Linked DNA regions of Mus musculus: all the other regions are linked to region 1. A link is a loop called in an ENCODE intact Hi-C map of the cell type or tissue named here. Cell type or tissue: left cerebral cortex. All regions are shown on one strand.

Region 1 (2,500 bases):
GATGTAGCTGGCGCTCAGCTCTTAGGGGAGGGATCTGGTGCTCAACTCTCAGACGATGAGAGTGCTCACCTTTAGAGGTGGTGCTGGGGGCTCAGTTCCAGGATCCCAGCCCATGGAATGGTGCTGCCCATATTTAGGGTGAGGGGAGTCTTCCTATTTCATCCTAATCTAAAAGTGCCCTCTACACCTCCCCAGAGGTTTGTTTCCATGGTGATCGTAAAGCCCATCAAATTGACACTCAAGACTAATCACCACAATCCTAGAGTTATGTAACCTAGAGCCAAAGGGGCTGAGAAGCTGAGGGCTCATGGGTGAGACTGCTGAGCGCCTGTGGCTTATCACTGCCCCCGCCCCACAGCAGACGGGCAGCAGATCGCTCAGGAGTAACCCTCATTTCTCTTTGTTCACCTGCCATTGCTCTTCTGCAAGAATCCAGTCTCTGCCGGGTGTTTGCTGATTCTGCAGATTTCCTGAAGGGCTGGGGAGGGGGGGGGGGAGTGCAGGGTCCTCACCTGTTTCCGCTGTGCCGCCACTGCCCTGCTTCTCTCCTCCGGATTTCTCTAATTGGCGAAAACCCCAAAGGAACATTTCTCCTTGTTTCCTGCATCCGTGTATAGCTCACATTTTGTTGTCTGCGCAGTTTCTCGACGCTGTAGCCCCTTCCCCAAATAGTTTATCAAAATATATTTGTTGTTTTACTTTTGTTGACACAGGGTCTCATGTAGGCCAGGTTGGACTCCAACTAAGTATGTGGCCAAGGATAGCATTGGCCTTCTGATCCTCCTGCCTCCACCTCACCAGTAAGTACTGGGACTGTAGGTGTGTGTCACCAACCCCCTCAGGCCCGCCCCACAAGTATTTCTTCCCTACAAAAGAAGAACTCTTTTCTTATCATATATTAATTGTATATAATAACGCTGCATTATGACATTTTTATGCACTAATGTACTGTGCTCTACCATACCCTCCCGTTAGCTCCCCCCCAACTTCTTATGTTCCCTTACTGTCCCCTCAACTTTTACTTTCATGGATGTGTGTGTGTGTGTGTGTGTACATGCCTGTGTGTATACGTTTCTGTTCTCTTTCCTCTTGTATTTAAAAAAAAAAAACATTATTTTTTATTTATTATGGTGGACGGGAGGGGTGAGGTGGAAGGGTCACGAGAGTATTACAGTGCACACGTGGAGATGAGAGGACAACCTCTAGAGTCCGTTATTTCCCTCCACTATTTGGGTTGCCAGATGGAACTCAGGCCATCTGCTCGGGACTAACTCCCAGGCTCTGTGAAGATACAATTTCTCCACCTCTTTACATCGCTCTCTACTGAGCGCTGCATCCCTACACCACACCAGTAGCTGCTTCCTAGATTCAAGCAATGGAGTCAGGGCAGGTCGTGATTTACACTGTGTGTTTTGGGGCACTGTGAATGATGTGGGAGATTAGAGGAGGTGACTGGCAACGTCGTAGACTTTAGTGGTGCAGTTCCTATGATCACCACTGAGTGGCGCTGTTCCCATGTTAGTCCGACAAAGATAACGCTGCTGTAGGCTATCAAATTTTCAGTTTCTGGCTAAGCCCTTACAATGATGGTCCTGATTCCTTTTAGTGGTATAGTTGAGAGGCTTTAAAAGTGACTTCTAAGAAAGCAAAGTGAGCTAGACTTTGAAAAGAACTTAGTGCCGCACTTGGTGATAGGACACTAATAGAGCCAAACGTCTAAAGACAGAATTCAATTAATTTTTCATCTTTTTGCTGGCGTGGAACTCACTATGCAGAGCAAGCTGGCCTCAAATTCGGATGATCCTTCTGCCAAGTGCTGGAATTGCAGCCTCACTACCATGCCCAAAGTTGTAATTTTAAAATGTAAGAGTTCCATGTGACAGAGTAATATATACTTAGAAACTGAGGCAGCTAGCGGCCAGTCGGGGTAATACAGTGAGATGGGCATCACGCTCCTTACATAAGGAGGAGACCCCTACTACCGGTGCCAATATCACCATGTTTAGGTCACCAAGGCCAGACTTTTGAGCCCCGCATTAGCAGTCACTGTAAGTCTTACAGTGAGGGGACAGACACAAGAAGCCAGGGTGAACAACCAAAATTAAGGAATATTTCAAACCTGTGGCTTTGAAAAACTACAGTGTAGATGACTTTGCTTTCCCTTTAATAAGACCAGGAAAAGAGAATTGATATTCATGGCATACATGCTAATATCAAGCGTTGATACAGTAATGGATATTACACTCAGCGAACAATGAAGGTTACTCCTGGGGGCTTCCTATGCAGAGAGATCTGCTCCCTGTCTGTGGCCAGAGCTCCAGCAAAATGTAAGCTCACGTGAGAACAACGTCCTAGGCTTTCCACCGCCTACGTGAAGGTGTGGTTTGACTGAGAATGCCCCATAGGCTCATATGTTTGATATCTAGACCAGCAGTTGGTGGAACTGTTAGGGAAGGATGGGGGTGTGGCCTTGTTGGAGGGGGTGTGTCACTGGGGCTGG
Region 2 (2,500 bases), 320 kb after region 1:
ACCTCAAGCCTTCACACCAGAATTGTGTGTGGACACAGTTTTGCAAGAGGTGGTCAGCAGGGAGAGAGGACTGGAAGGATGGAGCCATTGGATGTTTGGGATAGTCGACCACCCCAGGCAGATTTCTCAGACTTCCTGTTTAGAGGGCAAAGAAGCGGTTGGTTATTCACAGTAACTTAGTAGATAAACAATACGTTTCGGCGCCTTCGCCTGGTTTCTGTGGGTATGATAAAGAGCATGACCAAAACTAGCTCCTGGGGCGAGGTGCTTTTTGGCTTGAACTTTCTCATGACTGTCCTTCATTAAAGGAAGCTGGGGCAGGAACTCAAGGCAGGAACATGGAGGCAGGCGCTGAAGCAGAGGCCATGGTCATGTGCAGCTTACTGGCTTGCATTCCACAGCTGCTAAGCCTGTTCACTTGTACTCTAGAGGACCGACTTCCCAGTGGTGGCACAGCTTCCAGAGAACTGGACTCCCTCACATCAACCTTTGGTCAAGGAAATGTCCTACAAATTTGCCTACAGGCCAGTCTTGCAGAAGCCGTTCTCAGTTAAGATTCTCTCTTCCCAGATATGTCTAGGTTTGTGTCAAGTTGATAAAAGTCAGCATAGCACGAGTGTCTTCTGCCTTCTTTTTGGTGTCACAGAAAGTGCCTCTTACTATGCATTCTTTTGGTCTTTTAGGTGAACCTGAATTTAAATACATTGGGAACATGCATGGTAATGAGGCGGTTGGACGGGAACTGCTTATTTTCTTGGCCCAGTACCTGTGTAACGAGTACCAGAAAGGCAATGAGACAATTGTCAACCTGATCCACAGCACCCGAATTCATATCATGCCCTCCTTGAACCCCGACGGCTTTGAGAAAGCCGCATCGCAGGTGAGTGCCCGGCACGGTGGGTGGCCTGCCTTCTTCGTCTTTCTGACATATTAATACGTGTGTACTTGTCAATCTGCGAAGCCATAGTAATGCTTAGGGTTCACCGAGTGTGAGAGAGACAGTCCAAAGTTTAGAATGTCCAGAGTGAGAGTTCTTCAGCAGAAGCTTTAGTGGGAAATCTAGTGAATAATTAAGACGTTAATAGTGTTTTGCTGAACTGTTAAACAAATGGCACTTCTCTATTCGTAGCTGTGGCTAGGCAAATTTGCCTTTAAGGCAGTGATTTTCACCCGGTGGGTCATGGTCCCCTTGGGAATGAGCCACCAGTTCATGAGCGTTGCCGAAGGCCATCGGGAAACACCGATATTTTCATTAGGATTCATAGTAGTAGCATGATTACAGTTGTGAAGTAGCAACAACAATGGCTTTTCGGTTGAGGGATCGCCACAACAAGAGGAACTGTATTAAACAGTCCCGGCATGGGCATGGGAGGGTTGAGAACCACAGTAAGTGGTGCCTACTGCAATGCCTGCAGCTGGGTGAACTGGCGTCCTTGCGCCCTCTGCTGGATTGAAGGAAGAATAACTTGCAATTGGGTCATTATTTTACAGAGGATTAATTGCTTTAATTGCTGGTTTTATGAAAGATCACTAAAGACACTGCATCCCTCTCTGCCGCTCCCAACTCTCGCAAAACCAAAACCAAACCAGACCCCCAAATTCTCAGGTTTACAATAAAAATAATTGTATACATTTTAAGCGTCAGGCTAAAAACTAATGGCTCTTTAAATTCAATTTAATTTTTTCTTTTTGAGACAGGGTTTCACTATGTAGCTCACGTGGCTTGGACTTGGTTTGTACACCAGGCTGGCCTTGAACTCACAAAGATCCTACTGCTTCTGTCTCTTGAGTGCTGACATTAAAGGCGTGCATGTATAATTATATCTTTACAGAGACAATATGTGGGCTTACATTTTGATTGGACAAGATTATGGACACTATAGTTGTTACATGTTCTGCTAATTGTGTAAAATGTAAAATTTTGATGCACGTTGTACAACAATTAAACATTATAAACACATTTATCTTTTCTCATGCTGATCATTTTATTATAAAGACATATAGAGTCCTTTCTCCAAGATTTTGAAGCGAAATACACTTTTTTAAAAAAAAAGAAACCCGTAAAAAGCATTGAAGTTATTAACACATAAGAGACTCATGTCCAATTCATCTTAAGTTCTTAGGATTATTTATTCGTTTGTAGATTTAAAAATCAGACTTCTGTGATCAACAGAGACAATGTTACTTGATGCTAATTGTTGGTGGTGTGATTTTTAAATAGGTCACCTACAATCAGTGAGTTTGTACCGACAAATCATTGAAATCTGCTAAACATCGCTTACATATAACTATCATTGATTTAAAACTATTATTCATGAAAACTATCTTTTTCCAAAATGCTTATAACAAATATTTTAAATTGGGCACCTTCATGAGTGTCCTGATAAAGTAGTGAACACAGCAGTACTGGGAGGATATTGCAATAGACAATCTCAGGAATTAGTTTTTGAGGGCAGTGATGGGGACGTTAAGAAGGTATTGACAGTACTAATAAGCAGTG
Region 3 (2,500 bases), 250 kb after region 1:
TTCCAGCCAAGCCACACAACAAGCTGGCCACTCCTGACAGTCCAGCTTGTATGATTCTGATGCTCAATCTCAGCCCTTTGTTCTGCTTGCTAGTAGAGTCTTCCTGTGGGCTTGTTGAATTATTTAAAGAAATTATGTGAAAGCCATGGTTTAACGTTATGTTGTCTTGTTTCAAACGTAAAGATAAATTGATATTATTGCAAGAATATGACGTGTTCTGAAAATGAAAACAAATTTTGGTTGAATATCTGGAGCACGGATCTGCAAATCTGGTTGAAAAAAATGATCACTTTTTAGAAAGTCCTTCAAAGTCCTTTTCGGGTGAGCAGATAAGAAGGCATATCTGTGTCTCTTCCGTGGTAGAAATGGGTACATTCAATGTTATTCCTTTGGCCATTTTGAAATCCTACACCTTCAAGATGAGCCAGCTTCTATGACTTATACACAGGTTGCTCCGGTGAATGGGAAATCTGGCACAAAGGTTATGGGACAGGAAGTGTCTGTGCCAACTCATGGAAAAGAATCCTAGGGACTCATAGATCAGGGACATTGACGAGTGCCGCCCCACAGGGGGCAGAAAATGCACAAATTCTGGAAATTTACAAACTCTAATGTTGCTCAGACCCCTTATGAAGCAGACTACCTACCTTAAGTAATTTCATCGCAGAAGTACCTTCGGGATTTGTTTGTAAAACCTTTATTATTTATTTATCCATGCATGCATGTGCTTCCGTGTATGCACATCATGGTGTGTGAAAGTCAAAGGTCAACTTTCAGAAGCTGGCTCTTTCTTCCACCCTGCAGGTCCTTGAAATAAAAGCCAGGCTGTCAGAGTTGGTACCTTTACGCACAGGCTCTGATGTAACACTCTGGATTCTGCTTTAAATTCACTGATTGAAAATTTCCATGAGACTTTTTTTTATATTCATTTTATTTTATTTTTTTTTTAGCATGAATAAAGAGTCAAGTTTGTTTTCCTAGCCTAGGTAATTTTTTTATGAACATCTGCCCAAATGCTGTGGACTGGGTGCAGATGAGTGGTGGAGTGCCCACTTAGGGCCTTGTGCTGGATCGTCAGGACAGAAAAAAAATACCGTTATTTGTAAGGATTTAGTCAGTGGATGTAATAGAGTCCTAACAAGACAACATATCCCCCAACAAGAGTGGCGGCAACAACTGAAAGCTTCCTTTGGTTAGATTAGCACGTTCTGGGCAGATACTTCTTAAAAACGGACAACGTTTTTCTAGCCAGAAGGAATTGACCTCTGTATTTGTTTGGTACAGTCTGTGGGCTGAACTTGAGGTCTCCCAAATAATTCCTTAGGTATTCACCGTTAGAATTCACGAACAGGGAAAAGGAGGGAGATGTCTCTGGGGAGACGGTTCCATAAGTAAAATGCTTGTTACCCAAGCATGACGCCCTGAACAGGATCCCTCAGAACTCATGGACAACACTGAGCAGAGCACAGTTGTAAGCCCAGTGCTGGTGATGCACTGATGGGGCACTTGGGGCTGGTGATGCACTGATGGGGCACTTGGGGCTGGTGATGCACTGATGGGACACTTAGGGCTGGAGCTGGCCGGCCAATTCAACTGATCTGACAAGCCCCGGGTTCAGCAAGACACCCTGTATCAAAGACTCGGGTTTGGAATGATTGAGCAAGGTACCTAATGTTGGCTTCGTACCCTCTCATGTACATGCTAGCAAGCAAGGAATCATGCGCACAAACACATACACACACATACAAATACACACACACACATATACTACACACACACATACACACACATAGAAATACATACACACACACATACACACACACACACACACACACACACACTTATACCACACACACACACACACAGAGGAAATTCCATTTTAAATTCATCAGTAAGGGTTATCTAAATATATTCTGTGATTTTTTAACAGGAAACAGCTTGATTTTTGGTTTGCTAAAGTATGTATGAAAGAAGCCTTTATTAACTTGTATCTGAGGAGTAGAATCCAAATAATCAGACCATTCTTTCCAGGATTAAAAATCCATATGTTTGGAACAATAACTGTTTGCATACTTGCTTTTGGGAATTCACCCTGACTCACAGTTGACACTCCGTCTTACATACAGTCTCAGGAGCAAGGATTTTTCTCTCGTGCAGGCTGCATGATTGTTTTGGACCCATTCCTCCAATCTGTAAAAATTTAAAGTGTACAACTGCCAGTATGTATTTGCCAAGTATTTTGATAAAACATGTTATGCCGACAAAATATCCACACATCGTGACAAAACAAACAAAAACAAAAAAATTAAGAAAACCCAAACCAAACAAATAAAAACAAAATCCAACCCCCAAAACAAAACAAAAAAATCAAACAAACAAAAACAAAACAAAACAAAAATAAACCCCCAAACAAAACAAACCAACAGAAAAACAAGTAGAGATTTTGATGAAGAGTGTGTGTTTTTGTTTTGTTTTGTTTTGGTCTAATAAATTTGGTACA
Region 4 (2,500 bases), 320 kb after region 1:
GTACACGAAGCTTAAGAAGAAGGAAGACCAAAGTGTGGGTGCTTTGGTCCTTCTTAGAAAGGGGAACAAATTACTCATGGGAGCAAATATGGAGAGAAAGTGCAGAGCAGAGACTGAAGAAAAGGCCATCCAGACATTGTCCCACCTGGGGATTCATACCAGATACTGTCACCAAACTCTGACACTACTGTGGATGCCAAGAAGTGCTTGCTGATAGGAGCCTGATATAGCTGTCTCCTGAGAGCTCTGCCAGAGCCTGACATATACAGAGGCAGGTTCTCTCAGCCAACCATTGGACTGAGCGCGGGGTCCCCAATGGAAGAGTTAGAGAAAGGACTGTAGAAGCTGAAGGGGTTTCCAACCCCATAGGAAGAACAATAATATCAACTAACCAGGACCCTCCCACCCCCAGAGCTCCCAGGGACTAAGCCACCAACCCAGGAGTACGCATGGCTCCAGGTATATATATAGCAGAGGATGGTCTTGTCATGCATCAATGGGAGGAGAGGTCCTTGGTCCTATGAAGGCTCCATAGATGCACCAGTGTAGGGGAATCGAGTTGGGAAGGCAGCAGTGGTTTGTGGATGGAGGAACACCGTCATAGAAGCACGGGAAGGGAGATAGGATAGGGGGTTTCCAGGAGGGGGGAAACCGGGAAAGGGGTTAGATAACACTTGAAATGTAAATACATTTTAAAAAAGGAACTGTGTGGTAATTGATGGGGTACGGAAGCCAAGCTTTCTGAGCACCCGTGTGCAATCTACCTGCTCCCGTGCTAATCTTCAATTGCCAACCCTGGAACTTGGCATTTGTTACCCAACGATGAAATGAATTCGATAGTGAGCGAGGAAATTGTGCTTTGTGATGCTCTTGGCTTTCCAGTTGCTAGGAGAGGGACAAGGGAGCGCATGTGCATGTGCATCATCAGTTACATCCACGAGGCGAGCCGCACCTGGCAGCTTCAGCCCTTGAGAACCTGGGCCTCGTTCTTTCCCTGAATACACCATAAACAGGAAGACAAATGCCACCACCTGTCCCTCAGCTCCCCTCAGCTCCCAGATAAATTGAAGCCAGGCTGGCAGTGGGAGGACCATTCATTCCCACTGAAAGTCTTCAACGGAGTCTCTGTTTTGGGATTAAGGGTTCTGAAAGCAGTTTCTTCAGAATCTGTTGCCGAGCCTCTACAAACAAAGTAACAATTAGAGAACTCTTGCCTGGCAAGACTGTGGTGGCCATGGAGATTAATCTCCTTCTTGGGAAATCAGCTGTTCGCAACCCTGCTGCCCCCGCTCCTGAAGAGGACTTTCCACTAGGACAGCAAGCTACGGAGGCTTCTAAATATTCTCCATGGGGTGCAGAGTTCCTTTAGGAACCTCGAGTTCCCCTGAGGATTTCACTTACTCCCTTTCACTGTGGGATGGGATTTGGATGTTTAGGACTCACTCAAGGTTTCCCTGGATTACTATTTATTAGGGTCTTTTCACATTACAGGTTCCCTGCACAGTATGGCTGCCATTTCACCTCTAATAGAACTTGCAGGCTTCGTGTGGGAGGGGAGGGGATCTCATCACAGTGATTAATATATAATTCCAAATTGAGGTGCAAAGGCCTCGCAGCTTGTGTTACTAGGTGGTGTGTTGATGGTTATTTGCGATTAGAAGAATGTGAAGATAAAAAAAAAAGTTTGCTCTCGTGTTAATCTGAACATTCTGGGCGGTAGCCCTTTGGCTGTAGGGAGTATGATTGAAAGAGAAAAGGCTGCAGCTCTGAAACTTTTGGGTTGGTCAAATCTAGGCCATGTAGAGAATTTTGGTATATGCACTAGGAGAAAATGGGTAGTTATTGATAGGATCTTGAGAGAGTTGTGATTTTTAAAGATAACTTGGGTACAGCAAGATGTCCCAGCAGGTAAAGCATCTGCTTCACAAACTTGAAGACCCGAGTTCAATCCCTGGACCCACGTGAAGGCTCCATAGAGTGGTCCTCTGACACCCACACATCTCCTGTGTCCCTCGAACATCATACACATAAGGGCATATGCACAGCAATAATAACAATGGAAAGCTATTTCTTAACAAAAGGTTCACTCTGGCTTTAGGTGGGATCAGAGCTGGGGGGAGGCCTATGAGGTGCAGGAGATAGTGTGGTTTAGAATCTTGAAGCAGGGTCATGGTCATGGTGTGGCCAACAGTCCCACATTGTTACTTCATCCCTGAGAGCATTCATGCACACAGCTGTGTCCTCACACCCCGTGTTCCTAGAGCTTAGGAATTCTTATTTGCTATTTTATTTGCTTCTCAGTTTCTTGTCGTCCCAGAGGATTTATATGCAATCCAACAAATATTATCTTTAATTGTCGTGACTCCATCTCCTATGTCACATCAGCCTCCTGAAAAGAATTAGCTTTTCATATTCTGGAGCTAGCACCGTGTAACGGCCCAATTTCTCTCTGAGGTCAGGGATAACTTTCCTTATTTTGTGCTGTCACAATTACCTTGAT

The links. A loop is a pair of places that touch in the nucleus more often than their neighbours do. Peaks named below come from ENCODE experiments on the same cell type or tissue, not always from the same donor. Only the 100,000 strongest peaks of a DNase experiment are listed, where the experiment ranks them.
Region 2: it touches region 1 in a loop (8-fold over the local background); 38 of 42 quality-filtered maps call a loop at or near these places.
Region 3: a loop joins it to region 1, with 6 times the contacts of the local background. A loop is called at or near these places in 11 of 42 quality-filtered maps.
Region 4: a loop joins it to region 1, with 9 times the contacts of the local background. A loop is called at or near these places in 39 of 42 quality-filtered maps.

What each region holds. Positions count from the first base shown.
Region 1 is chr8:64,940,611-64,943,110 of GRCm38, reverse strand. It overlaps Gm32507 (a long non-coding RNA gene), which reads right to left. Exons shown (of 4, transcript XR_379050.2): 3 at 513-659. Among named protein-coding and RNA genes, the nearest start is that of Gm32507, 4.5 kb to the right of the region's middle. In left cerebral cortex, a CTCF peak has its summit at 1,502; a DNase peak (open chromatin) is centred at 1,497.
Region 2 is chr8:64,617,731-64,620,230 of GRCm38, reverse strand. Cpe (carboxypeptidase E) reads left to right here. Exons shown (of 9, transcript NM_013494.4): 2 at 684-880. Among named protein-coding and RNA genes, the nearest start is that of Cpe, 74 kb to the left of the region's middle. In left cerebral cortex, a CTCF peak has its summit at 1,442 (motif pointing left); a DNase peak (open chromatin) is centred at 1,404; H3K27ac peaks cover 239 bases.
Region 3 is chr8:64,688,525-64,691,024 of GRCm38, reverse strand. All of the region lies in intron 1 of Cpe (carboxypeptidase E), which reads left to right. Among named protein-coding and RNA genes, the nearest start is that of Cpe, 3.3 kb to the left of the region's middle. In left cerebral cortex, no CTCF peak of the experiment used is centred here; DNase peaks (open chromatin) are centred at 470 and 1,170; H3K4me3 peaks cover 1,576 bases; H3K27ac peaks cover 1,839 bases.
Region 4 is chr8:64,623,433-64,625,932 of GRCm38, reverse strand. The region is part of intron 1 of Cpe (carboxypeptidase E); the gene reads left to right. Among named protein-coding and RNA genes, the nearest start is that of Cpe, 68 kb to the left of the region's middle. In left cerebral cortex, no CTCF peak of the experiment used is centred here; a DNase peak (open chromatin) is centred at 1,087; H3K27ac peaks cover 2,217 bases.